2 separate regions of the Homo sapiens genome follow, and region 1 is linked to region 2. A link is a loop called in an ENCODE intact Hi-C map of the cell type or tissue named here. Cell type or tissue: chondrocyte. All regions are shown on one strand. Each heading gives the region's core, and the rest is flanking DNA. Links, peaks and the distances in the headings are about the cores only.

Evidence for each region. A loop is a pair of places that touch in the nucleus more often than their neighbours do. Peaks named below come from ENCODE experiments on the same cell type or tissue, not always from the same donor. Only the 100,000 strongest peaks of a DNase experiment are listed, where the experiment ranks them.
Region 1: a loop joins it to region 2, with 2.2 times the contacts of the local background. A loop is called at or near these places in 7 of 110 quality-filtered maps.

The regions. Positions count from the first base shown.
Region 1 is chr2:67,291,088-67,294,026 of GRCh38, reverse strand. No RefSeq gene overlaps it. Among named protein-coding and RNA genes, the nearest start is that of LINC01829, 77 kb to the right of the region's middle. In chondrocyte, for the core only: no CTCF peak of the experiment used is centred there; no DNase peak of the experiment used is centred there.
Region 2 is chr2:67,401,066-67,404,004 of GRCh38, reverse strand. ETAA1 (ETAA1 activator of ATR kinase) reads right to left here. Exons shown (of 6, transcript NM_019002.4): 4 at 1,031-1,143; 5 at 1-780. Among named protein-coding and RNA genes, the nearest start is that of ETAA1, 5.2 kb to the right of the region's middle. In chondrocyte, for the core only: no CTCF peak of the experiment used is centred there; no DNase peak of the experiment used is centred there.

The DNA.
Region 1 (2,939 bases), core at 305-2,804, 110 kb after region 2:
AATTTTTCACACATTTTTCCTCATCTGGTGACTATACAAAGAGCCAGTCTCCAAACCTAATTACAATGGTTTAAGACCACCTAGGATTTTTTTTATCTTAATGTAGACCATAGATAATGAAATAAAAGAAGAACCAATAAAATAAGTGAATTTGCAAGGGATTTCCAACACTAAAAAAAGAAGAAAAAAAAACAAACTTTGAAAGAAGAGAGTTCTCACAATTGCCTATGGGAAATTAACTAGGACCATCAATTGAGCTAAAATTCTCTCCAAGGATTTAGTTGACATACAGCCAGTGTTCACTATGATGATCATAGCCAAACATTATTTGTGCAAGTATCTACAAATGAATTTAGAGGAAATTGTAATTTTTCTCCTTCATCATTTAAGTGATGAGAAGCCCATCAAAATAATGGCACATGGTAGGGCTGACTGTGCTGCGTGGAAATGATGTTTAAATAATACAGTGCCAGAGCGCCTCTGTCTAATTACCTAAGCACTATTGTGATGGATAGTTTAGAAACATTGAGGTAGCTATTGATAAAGCAAATGGAAAATGTGAATGTTCTTCAAGTTTCTGACACCAGAGATGGACATTGAACTGGTTTAAATGGAAGGCTCATGGCTTCTTTCAATTGCTTGAAGCTTCCTCTGGAGTTAGATTATTTCAATTTCACTGAGTGAAAGTTAGAATCAGCACAGGCCTTTCTGTAGGACATTTTAATTACTCCTAATTTAAAATATTAAAAATCACTATTTTTTTTCCTTTTTAAAGAAAGAAAGTCTGTCATTGACTCACTTCTGATTTTAAAATACCGAACTTATGAAGAATGCATGCCCAAAACACCCGGACAATTCTGCAGAAAGGAGATGCTTGTGTGGGGACATCTCTGGAGTTGCTATTTATGCACTGTGAAAATCTGCAGGAGTCGTGTGATCTCTCAGCCTCATTTTTTAAAAAATTAAGTCTACAATATGAGCTCAAATGCCATTGTGGTAGTTAAGAATATAACCTATGGGGAAGCATTCTATAAAACAAATAAAACTGTGACTGTTATTGATGTTGTTAAATGATTACAAAAATAATAAGAATATTTAAGCTGAACAAAAATTAATTCATTGAAAAAATCAGTCAACTCTCCTCCTGTCTTTAAAAAACTGCTTTAATTGAATCACAATAATTAATGAAGTGGCCAAATGTCAAGATAGCCACAATTTTTTTACTAATAAGGATTCTACTATATGAAATTTCTCTGGTGTTCCCTTTAGAAACCTTACAGAGAAATTGATGATTACTTTCTTGATGGAGTATGTGGGGCCTTTGTCTCCTCACACTCTTTCCAGAGGGTTTATTGGTCTTCCACTATCCATTTCAGTGGCTACTTTGAAAAATGTTTACCCCCAAATACTTAAGTTCATGATTCTGCTTGTGCAAAATTTTTTGTCTGATTTTTGGTGAGAGAAAAGCCAAGTTCATTATATATATGTTTGTATATACCTCCCTGAAATAATGAAATCAAATATATATTTGATATATATATTTAATCAAATATACATATTTTCCAACTTTTAAGTTCAGGGGTATATATGCAGGATGTGCAGGTTTGTTACATAGATAAATGTGTGCTATGGTGGTTTGCTGCACAGATCAACCCATCACCTAAGTATTAAGCCCAGCACCCGTTAGCTGTTCTTTCTTATGCTCTCCCTCTTCCCACTCTCCACCCTCTGACGGGTCCCAGTGTGTGTTGTTCCCCACCATGTGTCCTGTTAATTTTTCAAGTGTAAGAAATATGAAGTTATTGTAATGTTCTACCTGAAAACTTACTATTTAGTTAACATTAGTTATCAAAGTAGCAAAAATAATATATATTACTTTATATAAAAACCATATATGACCATATATATATATATATATATATATATACATAAAATTGAAATCAGGTAGTTTATCTTGGCCTTAAAGAAAAACTCTAACATATTTACTGCTTAAACATGAATGCCTTTATAAACTTTTTTCCTTTCCAATCTGTCTCCAGACTACCCACAGGTCTTTGGTTCATCTCCCTACTTAGGCTGAACTCTTCAATAACTACAAATTCATAAACACTGCAATTTATTCTGTAACAAGCTATAAATCTTCTTTTTGTTGTTTTTACATTAGAAACAGAGCTAATGTTTATTGAGCTCTTGTCCTGTGTGAGATACTTTACTTGATTTGTTTTCATTTCATCTTTATAGCAACACTCTGGGAAGTAGATATTATTATTGTTATTTTAAAGATGAGGAAACTAAACATTAGAGAATAAAATTGGTTAAGGACATACATTTAATGAATTATGTAGCTAGTGTTCAAACCTAGGGTAGTTTGATAATGAAAACTCAAATTCTAATCCCTGTCTTTTAATCTATCCTTTAAATTTGTTAATTTAGAAATCACCAATCAGAATAATCTCTTGACATATATATAATATATTCTATATAAAATATTATATGTAATTATGTAATAGGTAATGTATAGGTATCATATATAGGTATACATATAAAATACATACATATAAATGCATTATACACACATATACATTTATATTTTATGTATACATCAAGAAAATTACCCAGCACATTGCAAATGCAACATAGAATTTACATGGTCACTTACATGTTTTCTGCATTTCTACAAAAGAATCTGCAATGAAAGCTGTTAAATAGGATGCAATTTGTAAGCCTTTCATTAAATAATGATTCTCAGCTGGATTTCTGAGAAGAGAATATTAATGCAACCATATGTAACTAGCATTGCAAGAAATTAGCGTTGCTGATTTAGTCTTGAATCAATCATTTTAAGCTATGCATTAGACTCTTTGCTGATACATTTCTGTCTCAGGCAACTTAGAAATTGTGGGCTGAATGCAGCTATGCTCCGAGTATAATTTGTATGA
Region 2 (2,939 bases), core at 108-2,607:
GAATCTCCTAACCTGGCATCTGGACTTGTATTTGCTCTTGACGTATTTTTAACAGTTTTACTATTAAAGGTACAAATTTCCTTTTGATCAGTAACATGGGCTGTTTTAGAAGGAAAGAGTTCAGGCATGTCGATATTTTGCATAGCAAAAGGTTCACTACCTAGTAAGTTTTCCCAATCATCCTCAAAATCACTTGTAGTAAATGCATCAATGTACTTATTAGAAGTTTCTGGCTCCTTAGTACAGGAAGTCACACATGATTTTGTCATTATGGGTGTATCTACTTGAGAAGAAAGTGATCGTGGGGTTTTATTTGACAGTTTTTCAATGACCAGAGTTTCATTAGTAATGATTTTCTCCTCTTTCAAAGCATTTGTCTTTACAAAGGTAGTATTACTGGTGCTCCAAAAAGCCTCTGGCAGTTCTTGGCTTAACTGTCCGCTACATTTCTGAGTAGAACCATCAAAAATAGCATTAAAGGCTGCTTCAGCAATTTGGTCAAATGGCTTCTGACTGCTATTTTGATTATTTGCCACAGATATCTTGGTGTTTCCTTTGATTGGCTTTTTTGTAGCATTATCTATTTCGGGAACTATATTATGTAATGACCACATCTGTATATTATCTTTATAATTACTTAAAATCTCTGTTTCTGAAATCATCTGGGTAAAATCATAATTCCTCTTGTTTTGCTCTTGAATCACATCTAGCTCTTCCATATTTTTATCAAATTGTTTAGCCAGTTTCATAAGTTCTTCTTCTTGACTTTGTGTTTTTAACCTATTAAACAAGATTAAAAAATAACTAAAAATGTTCTGAAACATTATATCCAACTGTTATTTAACATATTTTGATGTTAAAGCTCTAAGATTTTAACAGTTATAATTATTTTAACTCCAAAATTTGATAGATCAAAACTGTGGAAATTTTATTAACAAAAATTTTGATATATTCACAAAACCAAAATGGAGTATTATCAAAAAATATTTGCTTCACTGAATTTCAGAAAAGCTGAAAAGTCTTAACTTACTTTGTGCAGCTGATTTTTGCTCTTGATTTTCCTTTTGCTACACTGGGAGTACAAGGAATAGCAGTTTCACCAATCCACATGTCCAGCATAGAATTTGTTGTTGGTTTTTCATCCTTTGGCAGATAGGGAAAAAAAGAGGTATAAAGTACCAGTGTAGCATCCCCCGTCTTCCAAAAAAACAAAAGAAAGAAAAAAGACAATAAAAACTAATGATTTTGAATTAATTTCCTAAATTCTGGTGAGGTAACACTTACCAAACTCAAAAACAATAGGAAGTTGGGAGATAGCAATAATAAGCTACAATAATTGATCCACTTATGTTTCAGAGAATGAAAACATTCAGAATTACAAATTGCTTATTTTAAAAAAATATTGTTTTAAGAATTAAATTTATCAAATGTACATTTAATAACAGAAGCATGTTTTTATCAAAAGAAAATTGACATTTTAATTGTCCTAAGATACTTATAAAAACATTAGTGTCAGAAACTGTGTGGCAGAAATCATCAGAATTGAGAGGAGATACATATGGAATTCTTTCTGTATCATCTGTTTCTCCAAATTTTCTTTATCCTTATTATAATCTTTATCTAAAGTTGGACAATCCATGTTGACCTAAATTAAGAACACTCAGAATTAAGATCAGGAATGAATTAAGAGATAAGAGCAAGGTTAGAACTGATGCTAAGAATGAGACAGGAATAAGAATAAAAAAATAGAGAAAACAGAAAAGTTTAGCCCAGATAATATACAGAAAAAAGGCATTTTAGACCTGGATACTTTTGCTGTACCTTTCAGTCACTTGATCACACAAAAAAATTACAGAATGAGCTTTAGGCATTAATTGCAAACCAAACCAACAAATCAAATCAAGTAACCATTTTCACTCTATTTTATAGTACCTAGAATGAACATAAATATCACACAATTTAAAAAATAATTTTACTACTAGATTATAGGCTACTCAAAGGCAAGGACTCTTCTTAGAATAACTCAGCATCCAGCACAATATTGGGCATACCAGTGTCAGTATACATTTATTTACTAGAAGATTTAGGTGAAAAGATCCCTACAGTTTGGTACTTCAAATCCTCAATGAATCAAAAAAGTTTTCTTAATGTCAACTTGAACCTAGTTGCCTTTAGCTTTGCAAATACTCAAGAAAATCAGTAATTTCACTTTCAGACTCAATATATTTTCCCTTTTATTTCAACAATCTTGAATTTAAAGACAATCATAGTCTTAATTATGAACTCTGCCATTTACAAAAGTAATTTTAAATTCATTCAATTTTCAGAGAACTAAATTATGACTTTATGTACCCAACTTTACATATACATGGGTCCTATGTATGTTTGTATACTATTTATACATGTTATTACATATTTCTTCATGAATAATTACATAATTTATTGATTTTCAACCATAATCCAGGTGCTGTATAAGGTATCTAAATGCATTACTTCATTTCATTATAAAAAGTATACTGTGCAAAGCTGTATAAATGAAGATACATACCATCTTCAAATAAACAACATTGTATAAAAGTATCCCTGCAAAAAGTGAACTGACTGTCCAACCAAAATAAAAGCGCATATTTAAAAAAATGCTATCTCTGAAAATGTTAAAACTAAATGATTTGAGAATGACTCACCTAAAAATAAACAATATAAGTATTTGTCATTCTGAGAACATGACAAGCTTTCAAACAGACCTTGAAACTGCTAAAGATTTATATGCTTTAAAAGTACTCAGTTTAAGAGGGTAACATTTTAAAGCTACTAATTTCACTATATTTTTTTCTTTTATACAAGTTACCACTTGCGTACTGTTGTCATTTCTTTATATGAGCTATTATTTCTAGCCCACTTAGGTAAAGAGTCCAATAATTTATTCACAACTATCTTTT